Regions from separate parts of the Homo sapiens genome. Here region 2 is linked to region 1. A link is an interaction called in ENCODE POLR2A ChIA-PET data of the cell type or tissue named here. Cell type or tissue: endothelial cell of umbilical vein. All regions are shown on one strand. Links, peaks and the distances in the headings refer to the core of each region. The heading gives the core; the rest is flanking DNA. Region 1 has its middle 130 kb from the start of RBMS3-AS3. Region 2 has its middle 40 kb from the start of RBMS3-AS3.

Region 1 (7,571 bases), core at 2,979-5,478:
TGGTCAATTTCTAAAGGTAAGAACTATTCTAGAAAATAAACTGTTAGGAAACAGAAACCTCAATGTGGAGAAAGTTGCCAGGCGGGCTGCTAGAATGTGACATTTTTTATGCCCTGGAGCTGGTGGTAGTGTGATACAATAAGAAGGTGAGACACCTAATCCAGCCCTGCCAACTCCCAGCTCTGTGATCCTTAGAAAGTTACTGATATAATTTGAACCTTAATTTATCTATCAAATGTGATTTGAGAATAATAATCTTGTAGATGTGATAGGATTAAGTAAAATAATATTTGTAAATTACCCAGTACATTTATATTTAAACTTACATAAGACTGTATGCCAAGCAGGGTTTGAGTGCTCTGCAAATACAATTTCATTCTTCATAACAGCCCTGTAAGATAACCTTATTTGTATAAGTGTTCCCATTTTTCAGAGAAGAAAAATGACCTATACAGGGGTTAACTAACTTGGTTAAGGTCACCCAGCTAGTGCCACCTAGCAGGCTGCCTGTCTTAGAACATGCAATGGTGGATAAATACAGCTACCAGAATATAATATCAGATATGTTTTTAAAATGGAATGAGAAACCATCTCTCTAGGGTTGGCCCTACACACTACAAATGTCCAACCTGGGCATCTAGTCATTGAAGCCCCGCACCTAACCACAGAGTGGTGCCTTCCCCATAGAACAGGTTACTCCATGTATGTTCATGTTCATTTCGATTGCTGCCCCATTGTATTTTCATGATTTCCTGCTATTTTTTTTAGTTTTGTGGCATAGATATTGCTATTTCACCTGTAATGTGACTATTGCCTCAACAGTTGACTTCCTCTGTTAACATTATTGTTTTCTTAGCTGTTTCCTTCCCCATTTTCACCTCCAGTTGTCTACATTTACATTCCCCAGTTCTCTAACAACTTTCTACCCTCCTGGGCTAACGCATATTTAATAAGTTTGTATGGTTTATCTTTAAAGTTTGTTTTTCCTGCTTTTAGAGCTATTAAGTAGAACTCGATAAATTGCTGGAGGATAAATTGTGGTGCACATTGAATCTATGCAAATTTGTATTTTGTTTTAAGTGTCTCGTTTTCTACAATCACATGCCTGGCTGATAAATCAATGGCTTTATTTTCTATAGAACCTCCCTCGGCATGATCTTCAAGGCAGGTAACCCTACTCCATCAGACCTCCTGAACTAGTCCTCCTCCGTTACTTAACCTAGTGCCTATCTTAGAACATGCGATGGTGGATATATTCAGCTGCCAGAATATAATATGAGATATGTTTTTAAAATGGAATGAAAAACCCTCTCTCTAGGGTTGGCCCTACACACTACAACTCTCTTTGTCATACCCTTAGCCACCAGATCCCTACCTTCAGGTCACCAGCCTGGAGCTGCAGTCATTTGAGTTTGTGATTAATGCTTTAGCATTGGATTTCTGGATATCCAGAGGTAACTGAGTTTCAATCATGCTTGACGCCCCTTGCTTTGTTTCTAACTTTGCTTTTTACTTGCCTTCCACCTTGTTTTGACTTCACCATCAATCCAGTCTTGGGTTCAAACTGACTCTGGTTTTCCCCACTTCTTGAGTGACTCCCAGCTAATCTTTGTTGTTCTGTCATAACTAGGTCTTGGTTCCTCACTGGCTGTTGGTCCCTGACTTGGGTCCGGTGCTTATGACATTCCGCTGCCTTGTTCCAGGCTTGCCCTACGTGGCAGCCACCATATCCACTTCTTCTTCTGAACCCTGCTGACTTAGGGGCTTCTGGTGCACTCTCAACACCTAAGGACTGCTTCTGCCTTGCAACCCGGTCTCTTTTAACCTTTTGTGACATTTGAGTCAGTCTTTAGGAACTGCACAAGCAAAGCTGCTGAGAGTCTCTTGCTAAATGTTGTTCTTATCATCTTCTTTGTGCTTTGCAGTAAGTTATGAGCACATTCCCTCTTATCAAGCATTAAGTGAGGTGTTGTGGTAGAAACACTATTACTTCCTTCCTAAGTCGGTGTACTGCATATGTGGAGAAGTTGGCCAAATGCCCCATGCTTGGGCTTTTGGCTAAGCCCTAGCACATGCAACTTATACAAAAGAAGCTGCTAGCTCAGCACCTGACTGGCATCCCTGAAGCCCGTGGGGAAAGTATGTAAATTTGATTCAAAAAGGAACTCTGGATTGCCTACACTAATGCTATAATTCTGACTGTTAATCCTGACAAACAGCGGCCTGTAATTCTTGTTAACTCTCTAGTATCTAACCTGACATATACCATACCATTTCAAAAGATCAATTCCCAGTAAATACAGGATGTTTTCAGTTGACTGTCCACAGTATTTAGCAAAGATGTTTTACACCAGTGCCCAAAAGACAGGTCTTTAATAGCCACCACTTCTGTTTCAAGCTGCAGACAGTAGGGGTAGATAGAAGTACACATCTGAAAGACAGCTGAGTGTTTCTTCCCGACACCAGACGCTTCTCTCCTGGAATAGGGCCAGATCGGAGCTGTCTGGATTCTTTGTGAGCCTGTTCCAAACTAACGTATTTATTATCAAGGAGGAAAGCTTGCCTGATGTTAGATCACTGATGTTTGCTTTGCAGTGTTTTCTTGCAGAAAATTGCAAGAAAGAGCTTGAAACAATTTTGGTGAGGAAACTACAGAGAAATCCACTTTTCTCAAGGGTGAAGTCCTGACAATACCCCTGCAGATTGGGAAAACTGGCTATCACCTTTTTCCTCTTTTTATAAGAAAAGTGATGCTTCCCAAATGATAAATAGTGACAATATATGAGGGTCTAATGGTATTTTGTTAAAGGCTGGAGCATTCTTACTGAATGTTTTAAATATTCTTGGTTATGAGAATAGGGATTTATTTTTAAATGATTATTTGGCCCAGACAATGCTTATAAAATATGTACATTCTGTTGGTACAACATACAAATCTTTTGTGGTGGTTTTGAGAAAACCCCAGACTTCTCAAGTCTGGGAACAGATGGAGCTCTAAACTCAACCGCATCTTACAAAAAGGACATGTGTTACTATCTGCCTGTCTTTTCACTTTATGTGAGATGTTCCACTTTCTAGTGAGCAGTTATCAGACTTCTGTGAGTATACAAACTTTTGAAGTGGATGTGTTACACAGTTGTAAAATTAGAGAATTTTGGACTCAGCTATGTCTTTTAACAGGTATTGGTAATTAAGACCTTTGGAAAGTGATAACCATTTAAATGTGTTTCACAAGATGGGATCTGTAGCATTTTGGTCACAGGTATCGACATGTATACATCTGTAAGAACTTGAACTCAAATGCTTTGAAAACATCAAGATAAAATAGTTCATTTAAATTATAAAATTTCTCATTCCCTCATTCCTGTGTAGCTGACTAAAATCCACTGGATAAGACCTAACTGGTGGTGTATGCAGGGCACTGGAGATGTTGTACATTATTCATAACTTTAGCTGGTATTTATGAACTTCCTACTATTCAATTAGGAAGTTATTTATGCTAAATCTTGACAGAGCAATCTCAAAGTATAGAGTTTAGAATCACCTCCCATTTAAAGAAAAGAATAAATTTCCTTCCTTCCTTCCTTCCATCATTCCTTCCTTTCTTTTCTTTCTTTTTTTTGAGACAGAGTCTTGCTCTGTAGCCCAGGGTGGAGTGCAATGGTGCTATCTCGGTTCACTGCAGCCTCCACCTTCCAAGTTCCAGTGATTCTCCTGACCAGCCTCCTGGGTAGCTGAGATTACAGGCACATGCCACCGCGCCTGGCTAATTTTTGTATTTTTAGTAAAGACAGGGTTTCACCATGTTGGCCAGGCTGGTCGTGAATTCCTGACCTCAGGTGATCCACCTGCCTTGGCCTCCCAAAGTGCTAGGATTACAGGCATGAGCCACCATGCCCAGCCCTTTCTTTTCTTTTGTTATTCAAATTATTTTCACAATAAAGGGCCAAGTTTTATGAAAAGCAGAATTGCCTTCTGTAAAGAACATAAAGTTGTTGTGTTTCAGTTTCTCATATGCCAAGCTGTTACATCAAAGCTAAAGCTTGTCAATGTTGAATAGAAAGTTAAATTATTTAACTTAAAAACACTAATCAATACTAATCAAAAGATTCATTGTAAGCTACTTTAACAAAGATTCATACTACACGTATAATAATTCAACTTATATGTATACTATAAAACTATAAAAACTAAAAAAACATGGATACTATAAAAACTAAAAAAAACTAATCAATACTAATCAAAAGATTCATTGTAAGCTACTTTAACAAAGATTCATACTACACGTATAATAATTCAACTTATATGTATACAATTGACTTAAAATATATTTTCTATAAAAGTATGCTTCTTAGCTAGTCATAAAATATTGACTGGATAAAGGAATCAGTCTTAGAGATGGTACTTTCTACATGGTACTTCTACAAGCAATTAAATACAATATTGTAGGCCGGGCATGGTGGCTCACTCTTGTAATCCTAGGACTTTGGGAGGCTGAGGCGGGTGGATCACCTGAGGTCAGAAGTTTGAGAACAGCCTGGCCAACATGGTAAAACCCTGTTTCTACTAATAATACAAAAAAAAATTAGCTGGGTGTGGTGGCACGTGCCTGTAATCCCAGCTACCTGGGAGGCTGAGGCAGGAGAATCGCTTGCACCTGGGAGGCAAAGGTTGCAGTGAGCCGAGATAGCATCACTGCACTCCAGCCTGGGTGACAGAGTGAGACTCCATCTCAAAAACAAAATAAAAAAAAAACAAAAAAATATTGTAAATCATCATTAACAGAATAAACAAGAATATTTGTTATTGGGCATATTGTAACACTGGGGAAAATAGCGTTTGAAATAGGCAATGTTGACATGCATATTTCGGTATGTTCAAGGCCTTAATGATTACTTTGCATTTCACTTTCTCAAGATGGAAGTCTCTAAGGTCAGGCTTCTTAGTTGTTTGTGTCATTACATCTCTTCATTCCTTTACATTGCCTGTGGAAGGCTCTGAAATGTGAAATGCCACTTAGAATCTGAAATAGCTTTATTTGTTTATTTTTTTAACGTTGAATTTGGGGTACTAGGAGGTAGGTAGGGAAGATCTGGTGGACTCGTATCTTCTAGAACTATCCAAAGAAATATTTCTTTTTTTGTCATGTGGCTTTTCAGAACTTGAACAAATTGTCTGTTTTTGTGTTTTTTTTTTTAATAGAATGGGCCATGACTAAACTCAATTGCCTAGTCAGTAACTAATTTGATATAAGTCTTATGGGAGGTGCCAATTAAGCATAATGTAAAAATTTTCATGTTCAGCAGTGGCAGACTACGAGTTAAAGTGTTGGGTCTTTGGCGCTTTCCCTCTGTGTTATGGAAAAAGGAAAAAGAGATGACTTTAGACTAGTGGTTCTCACAGTATGGTCCCTGGACCAGCAGTAGGGACATCATCTGAGAACTTACCTAGAAATGTAAATTTTAGGGCCCTTCCCTGATTGATTCTAATGATTGACAGACAGGATCTTTAAAATGTCTTCATGCAGGTGGGCCTTTGGGTAACCCTTAAGTCATAGAGCACAGGCAACCATGAGGTTGTTTAGGATTAGAAGAAATCTTGTCAAGTTGTATCTCTGTCTCCCACCTTGTAGGAAAGGACTATACTCCCATGCAGCCAGCCTAGTTGAAAATATGTATTTTAAACTGTTTTTAAAAGATTCCACAGCTTCAAAAATTGATTTGCCCCAAATTTAACAGCCCTTTTCATCTGGAAATTTATTATATGGCTTAATTAAGGCAAACCACTCTATTGTTCTATTTTAAAACAAATTTAATGGAAAACTGCTTAATATCCCCTCCCTTTCCTTTGAACACTTGAAAAACATTTTTATTTTATTTTTTTGATACAGAGTCTTGCTGTGTCACCCAGGCTGGAGTGCAGTGGTAGTGCAATCTTGACTCACTGCAACCTTCGCCTCCCAGGTTCAAGTGATTCTCATACCTCAGCCTCCCTTTTAGCTGGGATTTCAGGTGTGTGTCATTGTGCCTGGCTAATTTTTATGTTTTTAGTAGAGACAAGGTTTTACCATGTTGGTCAAGCTGGTCTGGAACTCCTGGGCTCAAGTGATTTGCCTGCCTTAGCTTCCCAAAGTGCTGGGGTCACAGGCCTGAGCCACCGCGCCTGGCCAGGAAAACTTTTATTTTAAATAGGCTACTTGCCTTTTATACTGCATGCTTATTCATGTAATCCTTTGTTTCTAAGTTTATCTTTTCAAGATTTATTTCCCAGCAAATGTAACTCTATAGAAATTAACCTAGTCTCCAATTGGAAACGTGTTGAAGCAAAGTCCCCCTTTTGCATGAGGTTAGAAAATGACAGTACTTCGGGTATAAAATTAGTTCCTTAATCCTCCCCCAAGGTGTACCATTTTGTGCTTCAACTTGTATGGCCTATAAACCTTGAGGAATTTTATTGTCTTTGAACATTATCCAGCAAATCTCCTCTAATTAATTTAATCCCTACAGACATATACTTGTTGATCAGTACAAATCAAGGCCAAAAATATCAGTCCTGCTTGGAAAGCTGCTTTTGGCAAGAAGACTCTTGATTCTGAGTTGTTTTGAGCTCATGCAGCAAAGGTACTCAGGAAGGCTTTTACCTCACCCTACTCCCATTTCATTAGTGACAACTGGCAGACACGAGAATCTTCATGTATGTGCTCATCCCTCTGGCTTCCTTCTCCCACCTGCTAATGGAAATTGTTAACATTACTTTATTTGCAGAAATAGTCTTAGAATAATTAGAGGGCCAACCATCCTGAGAATCACTTAATACAGCCTATTGGCTTAAATCAATTTTCCTCTAAAGGGTAGTGTGGATGAATGCCTTTTGTTTGTTCGTTTGCTTGTAAGGACTTCCAGCCTTGAAAAACCATTGTCTTTACAGATAACACAGTTCCATGATTAATAACACACTTTGTCAAGAAAGTTTCCCTAATGGGTAAACTCAGTACCTTCCACTGTATCTCAAGATCATTGCCTCTGCCTTGCCTTCTTCATGCCTAAAAGTCCAGCAGTAAGTCATCCTTTAGCTTTTTTGTCCTTTGATGCAATTATCCTGATTTTCTTTCATCATTTTCCATCTATCTGTTTCTGGCTTTCTACATTTCTCTTAATTCTTTCTAAACTCTTCATATAAAACAGATTTATTATTTTGTAGGATCAAGACAGTGCTAACCTGAGTGGGTAGATGGATTACCTAATGATTCTTGGATATATTTTTATTCTTATATCCCAGAGTCACACTACAAAAATCATAGATTACTGTGATTCCTTTATCCATTCTTCAGATACTTACGTGTGGATTTAGATATTTTATCTTTTTCCAGCCTGTTTTATATGTTGGTAGACAAATAGAAAACGTTCTTATTGATTGCTTTTAAAAGTACAGAATTTGAAGCTATAGTGTGTACACACAATGCTTTACTCAGACCAATTATACAATTATATCAGAGGTTGGTAAGCTTTTTCTTTAAAGGAGCAGATAGTAAATAATTTAGGTTTGTAGATCATAAAGTCTTGTTACAATTA
Region 2 (7,571 bases), core at 1,994-4,493, 93 kb after region 1:
AAATTGGTAAGATAATTAACTCTATGATCTTTTCATGGATTTAATACAGATGAAAATTTTAAGGTATTATTAATTTTTCTTTTCTCTGCCACCATTTTACTAAGCACTTCCTAGATATTATTTCACTTAATTTTCAGAAAAGGCTAGACATTATCCCATTTACCTAATGAGGCAACTGAACACCTCAGAGGTGAACAGAATTTCAGAGGGTCACATAGCTAGGCAGAGAACACTATGGGATTGACATACTTCCAGGGTTATCCTATCTCAATCCCCTGATCTTTTTTCTATGCTTACAGCAACTCCTATAACCAGAAATTTTAGAGGTTGGAGACCCAGAGATATTGAACTTAGACAAGTTGGCATAATTAATTGCTGAGTTTTTTGATGACTTTTCTGTCACCTGCAGACGTGCTGTGAAGCATCTGTGGACAGCATTCTCCAATCAGATGTACTTTCCCACCTGGAGGTGTCTTGCTGGTGTGTTCATCTATCTGCTGTTAAACAGTCCCTATTTCCACAAGAGTCCTTGAGGCTTTTTTTCTTTGTCCATCTTGTTAGAAAGTCAATCTGTTCTGTCATGCAAAGAACAGTTAGGAAGGCTACAGATTTAAGTTTTAAGATCTTTCATCATTGATAACTTTGTGAAGCAACGTTTGGCTTTCATATATATGCATACACACATAGGCACACATGTAGGCATCTATATACATGTATTTCTAGTTATATATGCACACATATATGTATGTATGTATTTCATTATATAATATTTAGACATGTAGAAACAGCATCTATTTACTAATTAAATTAGTAATTTAGTAAATATATGTACTGTATAAATTTAAATTAGCAATTTAGTAAATATATGTACTATATATAGTTACTAAATAATTTATAATATATTATATGTTATATATAATTAATTATATTATATTTAATTATATATTAATTAATATAATTAATTATATTATATTTAATTATGTATTAATTAATATAATTAATTATATTTACTAAATAAACTATTTATAAATAAGTTATTTTTACATGTATGTTCATGTTACTACCATCCACATCAAGGTATAGAACATTTCTATCTTCCCCAGGGAGTTCTCTCATCCCTTTTCTATTCCAAAGCAAAACATGACCCTAAATCCCTACTCCTCCACATACACCTAAATAGATACTTGGGTTAAAGCTGCTGTCTGCGTTTTTGTGACAAGTCTTTGCGTGGACACAGGCCTCCATTTCTGTTGAAGATGTACCTGTGAGTAGAATCATTGGGTCATAGGGTCAGTCTTATATTTTCCAAAAGCTATTTGGAATGCTGTTCAGAGTGGAGGACAGCATGTCAAATTATTAAAAAGAAGTAAAAGCGTACTTATGATAGAGAAAGAGAAATTGGGGTTACTCAGTCTGAAGGATACAGCTAAGAGGTGATATTCTAATTCTCTTGAAGTATATGAAGGGTAATTTTAAGGAAGAAAGGAACACACTATCAATTTATACAAAGTACAAGATGAGAGAAAATGGGATTAAATTTCAACAAAGGAGTGCTTAGGCGGACTATTATCATAATTAACATAGAAATAGGTTACTGTCCCAAGGGTGTCTTCAAACATATAATGCTCTCTCCTTGGGTAAAAGGTAGATAAGTATCGAAGCAAACTTTCCTTGCTATCTCATGAGTCCTTTTTTTTTTTTTTTCTTCATTTGTCTTCTGGAAGATACAGTTTTTCTTTTGCTAAAACATCTTATGTCTAGGGTGACTATATATATTTTCTATTGTTGAAGCCAGAATACTTTAGTCCAGTACAAATGCTAAACTGCATGGTATGCCAGGACAAAGCCTTACGTATGCACACTAAGGTATGTGGTCATGCTTGTGCTATTTATAATTAACATTTCTTGCACAAACCAGTAACACCTGGACACATTTGACAAAAGTAAAGCTAGTGAAAAGTCTGCTCCTAGTGTGGCAGAATAGCTCCTATTAGACCAGCCTTTCTGAAGATAAAAAGTAAAAACCCTGGACAAAACGCAAAGAACAAGTAACTAAAAACACTGGACAGAGACTCAAGGCAGGCAGATTCTGGAGGAGAATAGAAAATGGGTTTGGTTGGATTTTTCATTTTCATGGCTTCTAGCCCAAGAATAGGCTATAGTGTGTACCTTTGCTGGGTGGCTAAAACTTCTGAATTCATCTTCCACCTTTGTTTGGGACAGAGACTTATAATCTCCATGTGGTTTCCTGCAAATAGGACACAGAGATCACTTTCATTTGCCCTAAATCACTGACAAATCCAGACCTTAGCTTCCCTGTTCATTTTTCTGTACCTGGCTACTGGCTGCTTTGTGTATCAATGGCATAAAAAGTCAAGACGTATTCATTCCCAGTATCAGGCTCAACCAGGATCACCATTAGCATATGTGACACCATTGCAAGAATTGGAAAATGCCACCCTCCTTGATAAAATAGCTTGCATGGAGAATTCTTGGCAAGCAAACTACAAAAAGATGTCTAGAGCCACTGCATAGCACACCTCTAGGGAATACCATTCTCATAGTGGTCTTTGTAAAGGACAGCTTCTGGAGTTATGTCAGGCAGAACCTGTTTATCTTTATGGTGTTGCCTTCAAGGGGCCTCTTCCTCCAAGAGATCACTGCTCTATGACGGAGCACATGGCTTTGTGAGCAGAGCGTGGCCTGGGTTTTAGCACAGCTTGCCCATTGTGCAGTGAATGATTCACACAGATATAAATGTCAGTCTTGGGTCAACTTGCTCTTTCATGGCTAAGAAGATTTTCTGTTTAATTTATATCCTTGTGCTTCTTTACCTATAAAGTACTGTTCTTGTACCACTATGGTCATTGGACTGAGATGAAGACTGTAACTCAGAACTTTCCTGATGTCAAAGTTAGACTTCAAGGGCATAACAATTTGAATACATACTCCAAAGGCTACATATGTGCAGATTTTTCATAGCACATGAATATCAAATATGAAATCTGAAATCAAATATCAAATCTAATGATCCAATCAGCAGTCATTATTTTGGGAAATGGCTTTATCTAAATTCCATTTGTGAAGAGCAGTTTTCTTTTGTGTAATTGATTTTCCATCTGTGCATGTTCTTTGCTAGGTAAGTTGTATTGTTGAACTTTCAAGGATAATCACTTTATTTTTGGTCATGAGAACCCATGACAGAGGCTCACTTTGGCCAGCCTTCCAAGAATGAACACTGTACTTGCTTGCTACTATTGCCAAACAAATTGTCACAAACTTAACACCTTAAAAGAACACAGATTGATCTCATACAGTTATGTAGGTCAGAAGTTTGGTAATGTTCTCACCAGGCTACACTCAAAGTATAGGCAACACTATGTTTCTTTCAGAGGTTCCATTTCCTGCTCATTTGAGTTGTTGGCAGAATTCAGTTCCTTGCAGTTACAGGACTGAAGTCCCTATTTTCTTGTTAGCTGTCAGCTGAGAATTGTTCTAGCTTCTGTAGGCCTCCACATTCCTTAGCTCATGCCTCCCTTCCTCTTTTCTCAAATTACATTTCACTGACTCACTCATCTTCCTTCCTCCTTTACTTTTAAGGATTTATGTAATTAGATTGGGCCTGCCTGGATAATCTAGTATAATTTCCCCATATCAAGGTCCTTAATCTTAAATAACATCAGCAAAATCCCCTTTGTCATATAATATAACATATTCACAGATTCCTAGAATTAGGATCTAAACATGTTTGGGGGGGAATTATTTTTGTTTATCACAGCTTTCAGACATTCTGCCTTAATTGCATTCTTAGATCGATTTATTTAGTCAACATTTAATAAATCTTCAGTTAACAACAAAGAATATAGAGATGAATAAAATATGACCCTACTTCTAGGTGTTTATCACTACAGAAACCAGACTGATGTTTACATATGCACACTGAACTTCCTATAATGTCAATTTACCTGGCTACCTCCTTAAAAATAAAGACAATGGCTTCAATCACTGAGTTCCCAATGTCAAGCTGTGTGAAATAAAATAACAAGTATTCAGCAAGTATTGCTGAATTCATTAATTCTCAAAGTCAGATGGGAGAATTCCCTTGCTTCCTTCACGGGATTTGCAACAAGGGTGTGGCTCACTTAGCTGCCATGCTCAAACCCCCTGAAGGAGGGGCAGCATGCAGGTCAGCAGGTGCTGGGGCCGGGGCAAGCGGTTTTGGGCTCTGGTCCCATGGCAGCGTCTAGGGGTGTGTTAAAATTAATGCTCTTTTAGCAATTGCCATCTGCAGATGACTAAGTGTTAACCAGCTCAGTGGAGAGTCAGGGTGACAGCCTTTTATACCCTCTTGGTACCCAGGTTTTTCTCCAGCATCCAGGAAGAATCATGTCATGGATTTGAAGGGTGCAGAGATTTTATTGAGTGATGGAGGTGGCTCTCAGTGGGATGGGGAGCTGGAAAGGGGATGGAGTGGGAATAGAATCTTCTGCTGGAGTTTGGCTGTCCCCAGCTGAACTCCTCTCCCACCGTCCCCAGCCGAACCCCTCTCGACGTTCAGATGCTTCTTCTCTTCTTTCCTTTTCTGCTGTACTGCTCTGCTCTTCTGCCAGTGGAGTTTGGGGTTTTGATGGGTATAAAATGGGGGGGTGTGGTGGGCCAGGGTGGTTTTAGACAAAGCAACATTTCAGTGAGAAAACAGGAGTAACTTGTTCTCATTTAGGGCTGTTGTTTTCAGGCTTGAAGGTGGGGCCTTTGCCCAGGAACTGCCCTCTTCTACCCAGTATTTTCCTGCCTCCTGTCCGTATCAGAAGTATTTTTAAAGCATCTATTAATGCCAATACTGTTCTAGATATTTGGTAAACACTAGTGAATAAAATCAACTATATATGTACCTACTCTCCTGGAGCTCATATTCTAGTGGGACACTTAATATCTTAGGGGGGTACTTTCATTCTATTGCTGAATGATTACATGAGCACATGAATGAATGAGGCTAAATAAATAAGTTGGTGAAAGAATATCAGAGATTTTGAATGCCTCATTAAGGTGTTTAAATTTTATTTTACAGGCAGTGAGGAACTGGGGATTGTTCTTATGCAGAAGTAAATTGATGAAATCTATTTTTAGAAACAGTTGATAGAGTAGAGAATGGATTTAGAGGTGAAGAATGGCTTGCCAAAGGCTTGAACCATGACAATGACAGTTGGAATACAGAGTAGGAAATAGACCCAAGAGATATTTATAATACTGATAACTGAGATGAAAAAAGGCTAGGAAAACTGGTGTGGTAAATCAGAGGCTGAAAACAAAGTCATACATTTATAATCATTTGAGTGTAGGTGATAGTCACTTCTCTTTAATTTAGACTAGCTTAATGAGAAACTTTTTTTCCTGTTAACATATTAAAAGGTACACACACAGAGACACCTCAAATTAAAACATTCTGCCATTTTCTATCACATTACTAACATTACCAATAATGTATTGAGCATCTGTAGAACATGTAGTATACTTCAACATTCAAACAGGGAATTTAGACAATTATTCTATTTGAAAGCAATAGGCTTTATGTGCAGAGCCATCAGAACGGAAAGCTTGACATGGGAAATTTAGCCGTTGAAATGCAACCAAGAACACATCAGAGGTGACCTACATAAAGAAACTTAGTACAAATGATTCCTCCTTTGGGGAATCTACTTTTGTTCTTTCTTGTTCAACTGAGGAGAGGGGAAAAATTCTGTCTATAAAAATGCTGAGAAAGAAACTAGGATGAAGAATTGTTTTAGAAGGCCCATTTGTACTGCATCTGTGAGAATTTCTTGTAGTTAGTTGTTAGAATTTATTCATTTCATCTGAATATGTTTCATCCTTAAATGGATTTTCAATGATAGCTCTTTTGAGACTGTCTGATCACTGTCCTGCATGTATGAAACCATTGATCAGGAAATTCTCCTGCAACAGAAAGGACTTGGTGGCATCCAGAAAGTCCAGTGGCATCTTTAAAATAGCAGCCTGTCTCCTGACCCCTCTATTGACAGTTTTTTTTTTCACATTTAACATAGAACAGTCATTGTACATCACAGCAAGAAAGGAAGCAACCACCCTTGCATTTATATTTGCTGAGATAAATACACAAACACAGACTCAGAGATATCAGCAAAATCCCAACATAGAAGTATAAATAAGAACCAACAATTCAAATGCATAAAATGTTTGTTTATATTATTGAGAGCTTAATGAGATGTTTGGGGTTTAACTAGCTTAACCAGCTGACTGGGAGTTTTAGGGTCCAAGAGTCAGTCACCAACAGTGTTATAACCAAATTAACTTTATTGCAGGATGTAAGGTTGGTAGGGTTTTACTATTTTCCATATAAAGGTATACAAACTCATACACACACATACACAGTTAAGAAATAAATATATGGAAAAGAAACCTAGCTTTTATTTTGAAAATTGTGAAACCATATCAGATAATTCCACATTTTCCGTAGGTCAGGTATACTCTATATATCCAGCACCTTGTGCAGTGGGCTACTAGAAAGACAATTCCACAAACTTTCAATCGTGAAATCTTAGAGCTGGAAAGGGGATTGTTCAATCTCCTCATCAAAAGAGTCATAGACTTTGGGAGGACAAGGCCAGTGGATCACGAAGTCAAGAGATTGAGATCATCCTGGCCAACATGGTGAAACCTCGTCTCTACTAAAATGCAAAAATTAGCTGGGCGTCGTGGTGCATTCCTGTAGTCCCAGCAACTCAGGAGATGGAGGTTGCAGTGAGCCGAGATGGAACCACTGTACTCCAGCCTGGTGACAGAGTGAGAATCCATCTCAGGAGAAAAAAACAAAAAGAGAGGCATAGAGAGTATCCAATAATTTTTTAATTTCATAGAGCTGGATAATTTCTGAGCTAGACTAAAACCCAAATATCTTGTTTTGAAGGGTATCTATTCAGTGTTCTTATATTTATTCATTTTTCAACTGGTGCTTTATGTTTATAAGAAAATATGAAAAGTCATACTTCAGTAATGTAAAGTCCAGAATGAAGGAGAATTCAGAAATACCTCTGTTGTTCTCCTTGTCTTTGTCTTATAATCTTTCTTTTTCTCTCTCTTCCCTCTACCCCCTGCCATTCTGACCATTATGCCATGGGCTGGGTAGTTTTATTCAAATATTCTGCATATCTAAGTTTTCCTCCTCCTGAATATCAAAACCCTTGGCCTTTTGCTTATCATGTGAAGAAATTATGAAAACTGGAGAGCCAATTTTTTAAAGAATTGAAGATACTTGAGGGAAAAGTCTTGTCTTTTAAAATTAAATAATATTTTATATTTCATCTATTACTTAATTATAATGCTTTGAGTAAGATACACCGCAAAAAAAAAAAAAAAGCAAAAGCGAACGACTAAAAAGCAGACAACTGCCTAAAACTGAAAGGTGAGGAAACTTGAAGTGTGAGGGTCAATTTTTTTCTTTCCTTAAAGCTTGTTGTTGCATTAATCATAAGGTTGTAATATTCCTGACAGGTTAGGAAGTGATAAAAACAAAAGAAAAACCCAAACTGATTGCA

What was found. Peaks named below come from ENCODE experiments on the same cell type or tissue, not always from the same donor. Only the 100,000 strongest peaks of a DNase experiment are listed, where the experiment ranks them.
Region 2: POLR2A ChIA-PET joins it to region 1 with 5 read pairs; 2 of 35 experiments call an interaction of 5 or more read pairs at or near these places.

The regions. Positions count from the first base shown.
Region 1 is chr3:29,142,563-29,150,133 of GRCh38, forward strand. No RefSeq gene overlaps it. Among named protein-coding and RNA genes, the nearest start is that of RBMS3-AS3, 130 kb to the right of the region's middle. In endothelial cell of umbilical vein, for the core only: no CTCF peak of the experiment used is centred there; no DNase peak of the experiment used is centred there.
Region 2 is chr3:29,236,872-29,244,442 of GRCh38, forward strand. No RefSeq gene overlaps it. Among named protein-coding and RNA genes, the nearest start is that of RBMS3-AS3, 40 kb to the right of the region's middle. In endothelial cell of umbilical vein, for the core only: no CTCF peak of the experiment used is centred there; a DNase peak (open chromatin) is centred at 3,520; H3K27ac peaks cover 1,854 bases.